Linked DNA regions of Mus musculus: region 2 is linked to region 1. The links are chromatin loops, found by intact Hi-C in ENCODE. Cell type or tissue: left cerebral cortex. All regions are shown on one strand.

Region 1 (8,000 bases):
CTGAGGGTCAGGATGTGGGAGAGCAGCTGCTAAGGAAGTGAGCTGCCTTCGTGTCTGCCTGCACAGGGCCCACAGTGGAACAGAACAAAGCCCTGTTCCTTATGAGGACCTTAACTGAGGGAGCAGAGATGACTTGGATTTGAGGAGCAGAGATATAATTTTGTTATTGCTTTTACGTTTTGATTATTCAGAGGTTTTGTTGGTGATAATGTTTTTTTGTTTTGAGACAGAGACTCATTATGTATCCTAAACAAGCCTTGAACTCCTGCTTCCATGTTGGGATTACAGGTGTCAGTAAAGGTTCACTAAAGGTAGCTGCTCTAGGTGGGAAGAGCAGAAGAGACACCAGGGCAGAAGCAGCCCGTCTGCGAATACGGAATGGTCAGGGAAATGAGCATACAGGCAAAGAGAGGGCATAGATTTTAAGGAAGAGGAATCGATTCAAGAGTATCAGCTGGAGGAAGACAGATGTTTCCAGTCTAGCAGAGCTGCAGTGAAGTCACCTTGGGTTTAAATACAAAGTTAAACACCAGAGGGCAGTGAGAGCAGAATGTGGACCACATGGTCAGCCCATCCCTCCCTCCCTCCCTCCCATGCAACCTAACCAGTAAGTAAAGACAAGGAAAGTTGATAAGCTGCCAATAGCATTAGATGCTCTTCAGTGGAGATCAAGGAACATCCCGGGGAAGGTGACACAATTAAGCTATCATGACATGTAACAGAATACTTTGCTCCGTGTGCTCCTGTCTGACAGATGTGCCCCAGCAACACCCACAGATAACACCTGTTCTGAAGGTTGGATACTGTTAAGCAGCACCCAATGCTACTCCGTCATAGCATGTCCTGACAAAACATAGGGATCATGTTTGTGCATGTGACTGTGGCTCTCATTTGAGGTCAAACATCCTTCCCTCGGCCACCACTCATCTGTGGTCCATCCACAGTGGTTTCTATAACCCAAAGCTCCAATATTTTCCAGACAACGGTTAGTGCTTGCTTTGTTTCATTGAGTCAGATTTCTTGTTCTCACTGGTCTTGAAGGAATCCTCCTGCCTCAGCCTTCCAAATGCTTGAATCACAGGCACACACAACAGTGAGTGCTTATTTTAAATAATCATGGGGTTAGAAGGATGGCTCAGTGGGTAAGGACTCTTGTCACTAAGCCTAACAACTATAATTCCATCCCTGAATTGTGTCCCATGTGGTGGACACAATTGACACCATGTAAGTTGTTCTCTGATCTCCAGGAGTGCATTATGATATGTGTATGCACACACATGAACACATGCACAGGCAGTCACACTAAACAAATGCATGTAAGAGATTATATGTGTAGCTAGTGACAGATTAGACAACAAATTCCAAAACCAACTTAGATTAGAATTTTATAACTGTCTCTATAATCAATGTAAGTTTTAGTCAACAATCCCATTTCATTCCAATTTAGTTTTCATTCCTTACAATTTGCTCCACAATACTCTTTTTTCTCTCTCTGGGTGCTTATAAGTAAGTCCATAAAGGAAAATAGCATGTTATCAGCCTGCCTCTTCTCTTATGATAGTTGGATTAAGTAGAAATAAAACCACAGTATATATTCAATCACTTTATAGATCGTATGATCGGCTTCTGATGTCTATATTTTCCAGAGGTTTGAAAGAAATTGTAATGTAGGCTATCCTGATCTGAGCTGATTAATGTGAGGAAAATATTGTACCTTAACTACTGTGCAGAATCCCTTTAAATTACTAGCAATCGGCAATCCGTCATCAGCAAATATGCTGATGTCAAATGTCCTTATAATAAGCTATCACATTTTCAAACATTTTCCTCCATTACCTAGCCAAGAGATTTGCACAATGCACACAACCTGCAGAGAGGAGAGTAAATGAAATATTGGATCTTGGTTTAAGTGAACAAAACCCTATCCTGAACAGTAGGGGGAGAAGGAATATATAAATGGAGAAAAAAATTACCTATTCATCTTCATCAATAGTTGACACCATCATCATTTGGGCCTCTAAAAAAAAAGATGTTTTAATTTGCTGGGAAGAATACATCTCTTCAGGGAGGAGATTTGGGGATTGGACCATGAATAAGAATGAAGTAAGCAGACTTTCTTCCTATGTAAAACCTAGCTCTGGTCTTTCAGCCCAAATGAGATTCTAAGTTGGGGAAGGGGGAGGGGGTTTGGATTATTTATTCCAGTCCATGTAAGCATCCTTCATGCCCACCAACCGTATCTTCACTTCCTCTCACTCAAATTAACATTAAGACAAAAGAAAAAAATTAAATATTCCCATTTGCTTTGGCCAGCTTGTACCAACAGCCCTAGGTTCAAAGAACAACCACTGTTCAGGAGGCTGCTCAGAGCCCTGCCTACAGTGATCTTCTTGCAGGAAATCCAGGCCCTGATTGACAGATTCCTCTCATCATTGCCCTACTCCTTCAGCTAATGCAAAACACTCTCTTGGCATCCCCAGCCAGCGATAAATCATTCAGATTCACGCCAAAGCTCAAAACTCAGCATTTATTAATTTTAACTTACTTCTGATACCTATTATCAGTTACGGACAATGACAATATTTCTCTAAGCCCATTAATTTCTTCTTTGTGCCCCAGAAAGCGTAGAGAAGGCAACAGTGTGCCTGACCTTTTGTGGTTTCCTAATCATGACTGCTTCCCATGGGGGTGAAGAGAATTAAGGGAGCCCCGGAACATTATGCAAGTCAGGTAGACAGAATGAGAGCCTGGGTAAGGCACAGACACAGAATAAGAGGCCTTCAATATGCAACATTGATGTGATGTATAAATCAATAGAGAATGATTAAAACACTGCTCTGTGAAAGGGCTGCATAGTTAATATACATTCCATTATGAAAAGAAGAATGTGACCATCACACCAAACACTTGGGCATGCGGGGCAATGGAAGGGACGCGCGTACCAAACTGTTTAAATATATAGAATTTTAAGAAATGGAGCTAATCAACACCATCACGTCTTTCGTTTCGCCTGGTGAAGTCTCTTCAAATACTCATTTGTTATTCAAATGTCCACACTACACACGCCCAAGCTCCTGTGCACACCCAAAGCACCTGACTTCTAACAGCCCACCGTTTATCAGAGAGCCCCACTTCAAAGCCCAGCATCAATAAAAGCCATAGGATTCCTTCTGACTACAGTGCAAAATCCATATCTAAATACCCCTAATTGTACAATCATTGTGCTCACTGGAATAAAACATATACTTACCCTATCCTTCCTTTTAAATGGATCAAATTAAATGCCATTCCACCTCTCTCCCTCTCCCTCACCCCCACAAAAAATGGCTAAATATTATGATTTTTTTTTTATTCAGTTAACTTCCCTTGAAACTAGGGTATCGTGCTTACAAAACAGTAAAATTCTTCCAAACAAGTGATGTTCTCCTCTAAGGCACAAGGGGGATCAAGAATCAGCTTTTGCTTTCCATTGAATCCAAATAGAAGGGACTGTTGTTTAGGTGTTATTTCTTCAGAACGTTTTATTTACCACTTACTGGACTGTACTGGAGAGGGAAAAAAAAAAAGACATCATAGGTTTCACTAGGGAGAATTTCGCATGTTCTTCCAAAGGAAAAATAATGCTGCATTATCTTGTCTCCTTCATTTTACATGGGAGGGAACAGGAAAATGCATCTCAATGAGATTCCTGATGGGAACAGCCTTTGTTTGTGCCTCGTGTCACACACATCTACTAATGACTTCATTAAGCTACCTTCTAACGACCACTGTACTAAAGGAATCAGTCCCTTACAGTCAAGATTTTTCCATCATTCAAAAAAACCATTTTGCATTCATAACATTGAACCTTGTCATCAGAAATGCACTGAAAACCCACCAGGAAAACAATAGCAAGAAAAGCTAAAAGAGTCAAGATTTTATACTTAAACTTTCATGGAAGGGGCACAAAGCCAGCATTGCTGAGCAGTTGTTCACTGTAAGCAAATTCATGTGTTCCTGCAGAAAACTGATGTCCCTCAGAAGCCACCCACAGAACTGTCTCAACTTGGATGTACTTTAAACATCTTTCCTCTTCAACTCAAAGGCAGCTCGAGAATTCATGGAAATTTCTACTCTGTTAAAAATTCCAGCACACACTAAGAAAGGAACTTTAATTTTAGTTCCTCCTATATCTGAGACTCAGAAAGTCTCCACCTCTCCAAGGGCTAAATAAAACAGACAGAGAGACCTGGTGTTAGTAATTCTGCCACACAAAGAAAATAATTGTAGGCACCAAGACGTTATACTTTGTAGCATGATATCATTTAATCCCTCAGTAAAACAACCAAACTAAACAGATGGCATCAGAGCCTGCTTTGGAGGTGAAAACAACTCAGTCATTTACTTGAAGAAAACCAGCAATGGTTTTCATCCTGATCCCAACTAGGCCCCACAGGCAAACACCAAAGCTACAGGCAATATTTGGTCATGCAGACTCCCACAGATAACAATAAAAAGAGCACTCACATGAGAAATAAAATCTTAACACAAGTTGGTGACATCTCAGGCCACACCAGAAAGCCACCAGTTGGGATAATTTATTGCAGGCTCAAGACATCAAAGCTCATTCAGGGGTTGGGGCTGGTAGTTTAGTAAACAAAGGAATACATAGAAGAAAAAAAATATGCCATGTTTGGTTGATATTCCCCGGGAGGCCTGCTGTATTCTGAAAGGAGAGGAGGAGGAGTGGATTTCAGAGAGAGGGGTAGTGTGTGGGGGCAAGGTGGGGGTGGATTGGAAGGAGAGAAAGGAGGGGAAACAACAGTTGGGATATAATGTATGAGAGAAGAGGAAAGACAGACAGAGAATGTAAAGGAAAGGAAAGGAAGGAGAGGAGAGGGGAGGGGAGGGGAGGGAAGGGAACGGAAAAGCAGGACTCTCTTCTAGAAGACAAACCTATTTCCAGCACAACTAACCACCTCTTGGCAGAGATGGTCTCTAGGCAGTTGTTTGGGATGCGTATTTCACTGTATTATGTAGAAATCAGTTGGCTCGCACCAATCAGCACGATATTTCCTCCGATAAAAATGTCTAGCATGCACTGTACCTGGAAATGGCATTATTGTGTACTGCCCTTCTCTCTCCCACTGACTGGACAGTGTCTAGTGACTGACCACAAACAAATTCCAGGGCGAGGAGACAGCTCACCCACCGGAGTGCAACAAAAAAGCTTTCCATGAGTTTTCCACAGTGTGGAAAGGATTTGGTGAGTCAGCGTTAGTATGGAAAGGAAATTGAAACAGAATAAAATGGAGAGTATCAGCATGCAACTAGTAGTTAAATACTGCTATATGAAATTGCTTCATAGCAAGTATAAAATGCAATTGAGCATACACACACACACACACACACACACACACACTTTGTTTCTTTACTAAAGGCTAAAAGCCACTTGACACCCCCCCCCCCCCCGTTGCCTTGTAGCATCCCAGCTCTATCCTGACCTTTCTGACCCTTTGACGGGCACACCAAATGGTAGGAATGTCAACATCTCTCACAGACACATTAGGGCAGCCTATGACCTTACTAGCCCCCAGGAAGCTGGCTAGGATTCAAGTACCAGTCATGATACCCTTCTGTCGAGTAGGTCTTAAGTCCAATTAGTCATCTGTTGGCAACTGCCAAGATGTGAGTGTCACTGTTCCACCTTTAGAGAGAGAGAGAGATCTTGCTGTGCTGGTCATTATAGTTCATAAGCATCACGGTTAGATAAGACTATTGATGCTTCCTGACCTGGGCAACTTACACAGTGCTTTCTGTTACTGTCAAAGTTAGACTTCAGGAGGGAGACCAGACTTTCACATGAGATGCAGTTAGAATTGTCTGAGTCCTGTGTCTAGAGTGCGAGGTACCAATGGAGACTTACCTTCACCCTGTGAGGACAACCAAGAGCAACAACAACAGTCTACTGTTTTGGGAGCCACTTGGACTACCTTGACCAACAACTCAGAGGATCCTCACACCTGGTGCCAAGGTTTTGTTAGTTTATGGCTCTTGTAGAGAGCACTGTCAGCCCAAGAGGCATAAAAGCTACACACAGACACACACACACACACACACACACACACACACATACACACAAATGAGAGAGAGAGAGAGAGAGACAGAGACAGAGACAGAGACAGAGAGAGACAGACAGAGGGAGGGGGAGAGAGAGAGAGAGAAGAGAGAAAGAGAGGGAGAGAGAGAGAGCACGAGCAAGCGAGCATGGATAATTTGTATAATTTTAGGTAAACATAAGACAATATGACCCCTCCAGGCTTTATCAGACATCATTGGTGTACTTTGTCCCTAGTCCCTCCCTCTGCTTCTGTACTGAACTCCTTCCTTCCTCCCTAATTAAAGTCCCCTCACCATTTGTTCCCATTTCCCCTTCATATGACCTGTATCCTGCTGTTCTCTACTCTAGCTGCCCCCCCTAAGAAAATTCTAAATTAAATAAGTCTTTTGAAAAAAAATTGGCACGAGAGCATAGACATCCCAAGCTTTGAATATCTATGTTTCTCAGCATTTATTCTTGTTGATGCTAGGACCATAAACTCCAAAGACAGTTAAAACAGAAGAGCAACCGAGCATCCTAATTCTGAGGAGGAAGGAAGGTTTTGCTTAACAATAAGCCATGAACACATCAAATATGTATAACCATTTAAAAATCAAATTAAGACTGTAAGGAGAATGATAAAATATGCATATGCTCTTGACGTTTAAAACGAAATCTCACACGTGTCCATAAGTAATTTCTCCTAAAACGCAAATTTGCAAATTATACTCGTGACTGAAAAATAAACGCCACACCCTTTTTAAAGTTTCCTGTGAGCAAACAAAGGATTTATACAGGCATTATAATTAAAAATTAGATCCTGTTGTCCTTCGAGCCAAACTGGCAAAAAAATTAGAACTATAAAAACAAAGAAACCATATAATCAGAAAACTATTATAAAAAGAAATTGGCATTTCTCTAAAACACAATATTCCAGTAAGAAAAGGCTACTGTTAGGTGGACAACTCAGGGCCCAAATTTTATAATATCCACGAACAGAAAGGAAAGAGACCTCTGAAGAGACGGTGGGATCTAACACTCACTCACAACTACTAGCAAGTACCTACTCAAAAGAGCTTGAAAAGGCGTGTTAGCTACACGTCCTGCCTCCGTTACCATTTGCACACTGTGTGTGTGTGTGTGTGGGGGGGTGTCTACATTTCATAACGCACAAACACACTCTCCCCCTACCTAGGTAAGGCAAGGGATACCCAGAGAAGTTCCAGAGCACCCACTTGAAACTGCGGTTCTCCTGGACCACCCCACAAAACCCTGCTTCTGCACACCACACCTTGTTGGTATATTTTAGAATCAAAACTTGTACCCAAAGTATCAAGAATCCAACATTGCTACAAACTCACAAAAGGGACAAGAATGAAGAGGGTGGGGTGGGAGGGTGGAGTGTCCCCTCTACCAGTTAGAAAGTTACTCTTAACCTGTTATTTACCAAGCCCCAGCCCCCAGGGGGGAGGGGTGGGCTCTGCATCTGCTAGCTCTGTATCTACTAGGAAACAAAATAACTGCCAGAAGTGCCAATTTGTATAAGTTATATCTTTGAGTGAAACTTCCCAAATCTCTGTTTCCTTTCCTCCCACCATGCCCAGAAATAACCAAGCCATGCACTGGCAACAGGGTTAGGGTGTAGGAATGTGACTGCTCTGGGGTGTATTTGCATACTTTAAGTTTCACCACTACCAAATGTTCTTTCTAAAACATTTCCATTAAAAGGAAATAGGGGAGGAGTTCGTCTAAGAAGTCAGCTCCATAAAGCACAGTAAATTGTATTATTTTCTCTTAAAGGCCCTGACTGAAGTATGCAATGATTAAAAAGTAGCAAGGGTTTGCTGGAGGAGGGAGTTGGGGGGGGCGGGGGGGGGGGAGGAGATGAGTTCAGTGAATAAGAGCATTTATTCTGCTTTGT
Region 2 (8,000 bases), 110 kb after region 1:
CTCCCTAGCCTTGTATCGACACAGGAAGAACCAGCCAGCTAGCGTCTCTCAGTTCCTGATTAACCCCGAGTCACACTGACTTTCTGACACTTTGACCTGGGATTCTGCTTTCGAGAGCTTTCTCCAGGCATCTATCTGAGAGCTGACATGACATCCTTTGTACCAAGCAGCTTCACAGCACTTGCTGGGAGTCAGGAAAGCTGTGTGCATTGTGTGGGTTCAAATTCCTGCTTCTTACACAGACACTTTCCCATCAGACCGGAGCTGTGCCCTACACCAGCATGAGCTCATCTTAATTAAATTACATTAGCAACAACTCTCTCCTCTCCAGCATGTAAGGTTACATGCTGAGACACCAAAGGGCTAGGACTTCAAACTGTAAATTTTAAGCAATTAGAACCCATGACGCCCGCAATCTCTCCTGGATATTTATCCAAGAAAATAATGCAAAGAAGAAAATTTTACAAATGAAAATGTTTTTAGTAAGCCATCACTGATACTGACCACCCAGAATCGAATAGCCAATAAAGACTTGTGAGCACCCCTCTAGGCAACAAAGTACAGCCTGTGAGAGCTGAGGAGTCTTGCTTCCTGCATGTTATTCCATCCTGGATCTACTTTTGTTAGCCAAACATCCCTTGACAAACTACTTACATGCTCCTAGTTGAGTTTCCTCATCTGTAGACTGGGGAAGTGAAAAAATCATTCAGGGTAGGCATGAAAAACACCAAGAAAAATGTCCTTACAGGGTTTTATCAAAGATTAACTAGAGTCTCACTGTGAGGTATAGGAAGGGCCCATGCATTAAGTTAACACGGCATATGGATCTTGCTATTGTCCAGTTACATATGGAACAAACTTCTGTTCTTAGGTCCATAATGCATGATAGTCACTAATGGCTTTGCATCCAAATCTATTTGTAGGCATGTTACTAGCGAGGGCACCATCAACACAAGCCCTACCGCATCACCAAGCACAAAAAAGGCACTAAATAAATGGCTTCTTTTCGCCCACAGCTCACTGCCATCATGAACCCACTGGCCCTTCTCTCTTTTATACAGGCGTCTTATACTCTTGGGAAGTCAATGAAGAAGATATTCAAGATGAGAGATCAAAACATACCGACACTGTATGAAAGCTCTAAATTCCAGAATGCTTCTCACTGAAGGCCCTGGCAGCAAGGCTTCACATACTACTCCTGACCTCAGAAACACCATCAAAACTTCACCTTTAAGTTCTGATATTCTCCACTGCAATAAACTCTGGTTTATGAGAAAACTGGTATTAGAATCGTCTTCGCTCAGCTCCAGGCAGTCCGTGTTTAATTACACACATCGTGACGACAAAAACCAATGAGACTTTCCAGGTAGAATCTTAAAGAACCTTTGGAGAAAAATCACATAATTAACAAACGAAATTTAAATTTCCGTGTGTGCTCTAAAGAGCTTGTAAATTTGTTTTATCGCTTTTTTGAATTCCTCTGACAGCTGTCTCATTCTGCTTATTACAACAGAGCTTGAAAGCCAAAGCAGAGACAAACTTCAGTCAAGATGCCATTCCCCATTGTAAGATGCCCATCACGGGTCTCCTCCTCGTTTGCTACTGGACAGAACGTGTGATCAAGCTTAAAATGCTCTTTGCAACCCTTTACAGATGATTATGGATAGGGTCTGGCCTCCCTGCATCCTGATGGCTGGTTTGTTCACATTCTTGAGCAGCCATTCCCAACCCTGTTAAGATCAGCATGTTGCCAAGGAGGGCAAAGTAACACAGAAATCACATTTACTTAGTCTGGAGTTAGGTCCTATTTTTGGTTATGTCAGTAGTAATGTTTCCTTTTCCCTGAAATTCTCAAATGACTTTAATATATAACCAAGGCTGAAAGCTACTACTCTGATGTACCCCTTGCTCACTGCTAAAGATTAAGCCTAATGTGTTTTTTTTAATATTTATTTATTATATGTAAGTACACTGTAGCTGTCTTCAGACACTCCAGAAGAGGGTGTCAGATCTTGTTATGGATGGATGTGAGCCACCATGTGGTTGCTGGGATTTGAACTCCTGACCTTCGGAAGAGCAGTCGGGTGCTCTTACCCATTGAGCCATCTCACCTGCCCTCTAATGTGTTTTTAAATGTGTGTTGAAGCCTCTACCCCATCCTAAAGCCCTCTCTACTCTTTGCTTCTTACAAGAGAATAACTAAGTTCAATATTTCAAAGTTTCGAGATAAAGATGTATTTCTATTCAAACATGAACACTATCTACTCCTAGGCAGTCTTCGTAGATTATTAAAACTGTTAAACTTTTCCTAAGTTGTTTTAATATTAGCCTAGATATCCCAGTCATTTTTAGAACAGTTCTCAACAGCCGGAGGCAATGAACAAATTCATGGTCTGACACCAACTCAATATGTTCCAGAAAACACTGAGTTATACCAAAGACCCAAATGGGAGGCAGCAGATGGATGACGCTCCGTAGGCTGAAGAACATGGTGAAGCTTTAATGAAGGTTCTTCCACAAAGACGTGGATGGACTCAGGTAGACACAGTCCATAACTAACTATGAGATAGATGTTCTCAGTAATTTGCTGAGGTGAACATAGTCAGACAGCTGGGAACAGAGAAGGTAGGTCAGGGCTCCATTTGATGCTTGCCCAAGTAAGATGAAGAGTAGGGCCAGCTATACCAGGATGGGAAGGGAAACAAGCTCACTCCACCCCTTCTCGGGTTTCCAGTGAAGACATCAGTGTTGAAGCTATAATTGAGAACAGCTCTTCCTTGCTCACAGTGACATATACCGTGTACGTTTCCTTTTATGTCAGTGGGTCTCAGCCTTCCTAATGCTCCAACCTTTTGATTACGTTCCTCATGTTGTGATGACCCCCTAATCATAACATGATTTTTGGTGTTACTTCATAACTGTAATTTTGCTACTGTTAAGAGCTATAATGTAAATAGCTGTGTTTTCTGGTGGTCTTAGGTGACCCCTGTGAATGGGTAGTTTGATGCCCCCGAGGTATCATGACCCACAAGTTGAGAATCTCTGTCTCATATAAAAGGAACACAGTGAACACAGCTAAGTTCTCTCTTGTTACCCCTTCTTGGTATTGAGAATTAGCCACTTGGACACAAAAACGCTACCAGGCCTCTTAAATTCCTAAAGGGTTGAGGCTGCACCTGGCCAACCTGCCAAAACTACCATGTAGGTATTCTCTCCAAAACGGTAGCACCGATCACGTATCTAATACATCTGTATTTTGATCATGACCCTTGGATGCAAGGCTTTCCATGTAACTGTGGAAGATGCGATAGGGACTTTCACTAAGGACATTCTTCATTATCCTCTAGTGGGTTGTTTAAGTTAGTACACAAAGTAATGAATCTTCATAATGTGTCATTAGACTGCGTTTTCATTGCTCCTGTACCACCTCCACCCATCCTGCCCTGTGCCCCTCACACAGGGCTGCTTTCCTTCCTTCCTAGCCTCCCCCTCTCTGCCTTCTCATCGCATGTGTTCCACTTTCCAACCTTTTTCAATCTCATGATCTATAAATGCACATATATTAATACCCAAGCATAGACAATTTTAGATTCAGATTCTATGTATAAGAGAAAACATGATGCCATTGTCTTTCTAGACCAGGGCTTATTTTGTTTAACAGGATGGTTTCAGGTTTGATCTACTTTCCTGCAGAAGTCATGATTTCATTCTTTTTAAATGTCTCTATAAAATTCAATTCTATATCGACAAAAATTTAAATATCGATATAGAATTTTATTATGGCTGTGTACCGTATTTTCTTCATCAAGACTCATTCACCTCCTGATGCCATCTATGCTGCTCCCATTCCCTGACTGCTGAGAATAAAGCAACAGCAACTATGGCTGTGCAGGGATCTCTGTGGAACGTTGACTTTGGATGCTCTGGGTACATATCCAACAGGACTAGAGCTGGGCCATCTGGTAGTTCTATTTTTACATTTTTGAGGAACCTCCACTCTGACTTTCCAAGTTTACATTCCCACCAGCAGTGAGTATCTTCCTTCTCTATATCCTTGCCTGAATTTGTTGTCATTTCCACTCTTGATGACAGTCATTCTGACTCGGGTGAGATGGGATCTCAAAGCAATTGGGACATTTCTGTGCTAATACTCAGGTGGTCTGTGTGGAAAAATTTCTCAGTCTTCAATAACAAGAGAAGCTTCTCCCAAGCAATAGCTTCTCTCTGGCTTCAAAACACTGAATCACACAAAAACCCAGTTTCTCCCCTTTGGCGCCTATGACTATTCATCTTGTCAAGTTGACAGTATTGAGAAGCAGCTGGGAGACTGGTACAGCACACCTCTAGCTGTGTCTGTGAGGATATCTTCCAGAGGGGATTAACCAAGAAAGAAAATCATACCCTATGTGGAGGCAGTGCTATTTTGTACATTGCAGGCTGAGGTGCAATAAGGGATGGCGGAGGGAGCTACCAGCTCAAGCATCCTGTCTCTGCCTCCTGCCTGCCAACAGGTGAACCACTCTGCTCCACTACCTGTTCCATGCCGTGATGGTCTGCCAAGACATGACCCCAAAAGTAACAGACCCAATGGACCATGGACTCAAATCTACAACTGTAAAGCCAAAAATAAAACTTCCTCTTACATTAGATACTATGTCCCAGCAACAGAAACTTCCCTAGGCTCTTCCAAGGCTCTGAAATGCAGAACCATGTGTGGTCCTCTTCAAGCAAGTATATAGAACTGTTCAATACTCTTAAGACTAATCTCGGCAGCGTTTTCTTTTCTACTCTACTTAAAAGTGTTCCCTTTGCTCTAGTCCCTTGCTCTGTCGGCTTTATCATCTACCTATGCGTAGAGATCGCTTCTAGGATCTGCAGGAGGAAATTCAATTCTAACATGTCAAGTAAAATTACTGTGCATAATCAACTTGTAATTTTGGCAAAATAGATTGGCAATAATTCCCTCTTTCACCTAGGGTGCACTAAAAAAGACTTCTAATTTCATAGCTTTAAAAGATTGGATACATCAATGGTACTGTATCCAAAGGAACTGAAACATATGTATAAAATCTGTCCCAACACCCTCTCAACACACCAGCACCACAGCAAATAAGCAACACCCCAAGCCATAGAGCTCAACTGGGAAAGGCCAGTGTAAATTTGGGAAGCTTATCGTTGTCCTTTGGTTTGGCTTTATTAAAAGCCCTGACTTTTACTACAGAAAGTGGTTGATTTTTTTAATACCAAAATCATAATGAGAAATGGTAAAGACCAAAGAAAAAATATCAATATAAACCTCACAGATGCCCAACTGTAATGTCAACTATTCATAGGCATTGTCTTAAACATCCTCTTCACAAACATTTTTCTTCTACACTATCTAATATCACTCACATGACCTCCGCCTCAGTGAAGACTTGTCCTTGCTCTCTTGAATATTTAGTCTGATATAATCCCCCTCGACTATTTCTGCTTTTCTTGCTTGTGCTTCTGGTGTCATTTTCTACAGAAAATGTGACTACAGGCGAGAAGCTTTTCTGCATATTTTCTTTTGGAGTTGTATACTTTTGAGTCTTACATTTAAGACTCTGGACAGCTGTCACACACCATATACAAAGTTGACCGACCTTTAAGTAGTTCTGAGCAAGTTGAACATCATTTTCTCCATTCTCAAAAGTCAGTCTTTGCTTGGCTTCTACCAGACCATAAATCTTGAACATTCAATGTGGTCTCCTTTGATACTCACCAAGTATATTCCTAACTCTGTAACTGAAAAAGCTTTGCTCCTCTATGTTCTGACACAGTCCACTCCCGACATTTGTCTCTGTAGTCTCAGTATCAACTTCAGGTGATTATAATGGAAAACCAGAGGTAGTTAAGTGGAAAGAGTCATTATGTCTCAGATTTCTGACATGTCCAGTCCAAGGTCACACTATTGCTTTGGGCTTCTCCTCTGATCGTCATGGTGCAAATACATAGGAAGACAAACTGCTTATCTCATGATCTAGGAAACAGAGAGAAGGGCTGGAATCCCATAGTCCTCCTTGAGCATACACCCCCAAAGAAATACGGACCTTTCTCAAGGCTCCAACTCCTAAAGATACCAAAAACTAAATAATGCCATTCTAGATGCCACACTTTTGACATATGAACATCTGAGAGATGTTTATGCTAATTATAGCTCGAGGAGTCCTCAATGGCGTCCATACTCATTTATGCAATTTCCTTCTTCACAATTTTACTATCTAATTGAAATCTCTATCCCAACACACCTTGTGAGGATTTTATACATTGTGGCATAGCATTTTCAGCATGTATCCAACTCTCCAAAGCATTAGTCCTACTAGAAACAAATTATGTATATGATTTTATACTTACATTATTTCCCACAGACCATCATACATTTGGCAATACTTTCAGGACACATCCTGGTGATGTGTTTGTATATACTTTACAGAACATTATAACAGACCGGACGATCTTAAATTGCTCACTGGGAGGAATTTTACATGTTATCTATACATACAATGACAGCAGAATCCATGATTTTTAAACAAGTTTACTGAGATGTTACTGACAACCTAAATTTATATACATTTAACAGCTGCACCACTTGGAGTTTACACATGCACACTAAAATGGTCACCAAGTTTAGCTAATCAATATATCACTGTCGGCTCCACAGTGTCTCCATTTGTGTGTGAGGAGAGATTGAAGGCGTAAATTAGCAGATTTCAACCACACAGTACAGTACTGTAAATTCTCAGTCGGCTGTCACTGTATCTTCTGAACTTATCCATCATGCATAACTCAAATTTGAGACCCTTTAACCAATATCCCTCTCCCCTACCTCCTGATAATCATCTGGTTTGGATTCCATACATCCATGAGATGACAGTTTTTCCATGTCTCACTTTGCTGAGCAAACTGTGCTCTGGCTCTGCCCATGTTGCCACAAATAGGATTTCCTTTGTTAATCTTGAAGATGTTATCCCATTATCTGAATACACACTTCTCTCTACCCCATCATCTGCTGAACAACATTTAGATTGTTTGCATATCCTATTTCCTATGTATGATGTTATTACATAATCAACACAGGAAGCAGTGATCTCTCCATGAGTCTAATTTTGCCTCCTTTGTATGTGTATATGTGTGTATATATGTGTGTGTCCATGTTTGTAGATGTACACACACACACACACACACACACACCCTCCAGAAGCAGTATTACTGATCATATGGTAGGTGTCCTTTTAACATTTTTAGCAATGGTGCTCTTTTCTATACTGGTTTCGCTAAGCTCTAGTCCCACTAATAATGTATGAGGCCTCCCTATCTCCACATCTTTGCCAACACCTCTACCTGTTATATTTCCTTGTTTCATAAATTTGATTTGATTTTGCCTGTTGACTGGAGATACTGGGCATCTCATTTACTTCTTTTGGGGGTTCTGTTCAGATCCTTTGCTCTTTGTAAAATGGGACCATTTATATTTCTAGTACTGAGTTGTATTGATCCTGGCTGCTAATCTCAATCAGATAATTCACCAATATCCTCACTGTCTATACTGTCTTCTACCAGGGTTATAGTACTGCCATGGTGTAACAGGCTAGTACTTAAGAGTGTCCCTATGACAATATAGTCTATTAACAAATGTAACGTTAGTTGGAAACATATTTTTGTTGACTGAACCGAAAAAACATAGCTACTTTAAAGGGCAGAGTGGAAACTAAAGAGCCACAAACTTTCAGGTCACTCTACAGTTGGGGTTCTTTCAACTTGTCTCAATAAATACTTCAGGATGTAATTTTGTAGTGGAGGTAAGACCTACCCATATACTCATGAATAGAAGCCACAGTAAGACCAAATGTCACAGTGTGCTCTGGGAGACCAGAATTAGCTGAGAAAACACAAAGACTTGTGGTATAATCTCTAGAAGGTCATGCTGTAGATGCCATGCTTGTACAATAAGCCCCCAATGACACTGTCTTCCTAGT

The links. Hi-C counts contacts between places; a loop is a spot of excess contacts. Peaks named below come from ENCODE experiments on the same cell type or tissue, not always from the same donor. Only the 100,000 strongest peaks of a DNase experiment are listed, where the experiment ranks them.
Region 2: it touches region 1 in a loop (2.6-fold over the local background); 2 of 42 quality-filtered maps call a loop at or near these places.

The regions. Positions count from the first base shown.
Region 1 is chr13:103,196,004-103,204,003 of GRCm38, forward strand. All of the region lies in intron 1 of Mast4 (microtubule associated serine/threonine kinase family member 4), which reads right to left. Among named protein-coding and RNA genes, the nearest start is that of Gm30050, 100 kb to the left of the region's middle. In left cerebral cortex, no CTCF peak of the experiment used is centred here; DNase peaks (open chromatin) are centred at 4,068, 5,123 and 7,677; H3K27ac peaks cover 1,457 bases.
Region 2 is chr13:103,304,547-103,312,546 of GRCm38, forward strand. The region is part of intron 1 of Mast4 (microtubule associated serine/threonine kinase family member 4); the gene reads right to left. Among named protein-coding and RNA genes, the nearest start is that of Mast4, 26 kb to the right of the region's middle. In left cerebral cortex, no CTCF peak of the experiment used is centred here; DNase peaks (open chromatin) are centred at 3,953 and 4,290; H3K27ac peaks cover 323 bases.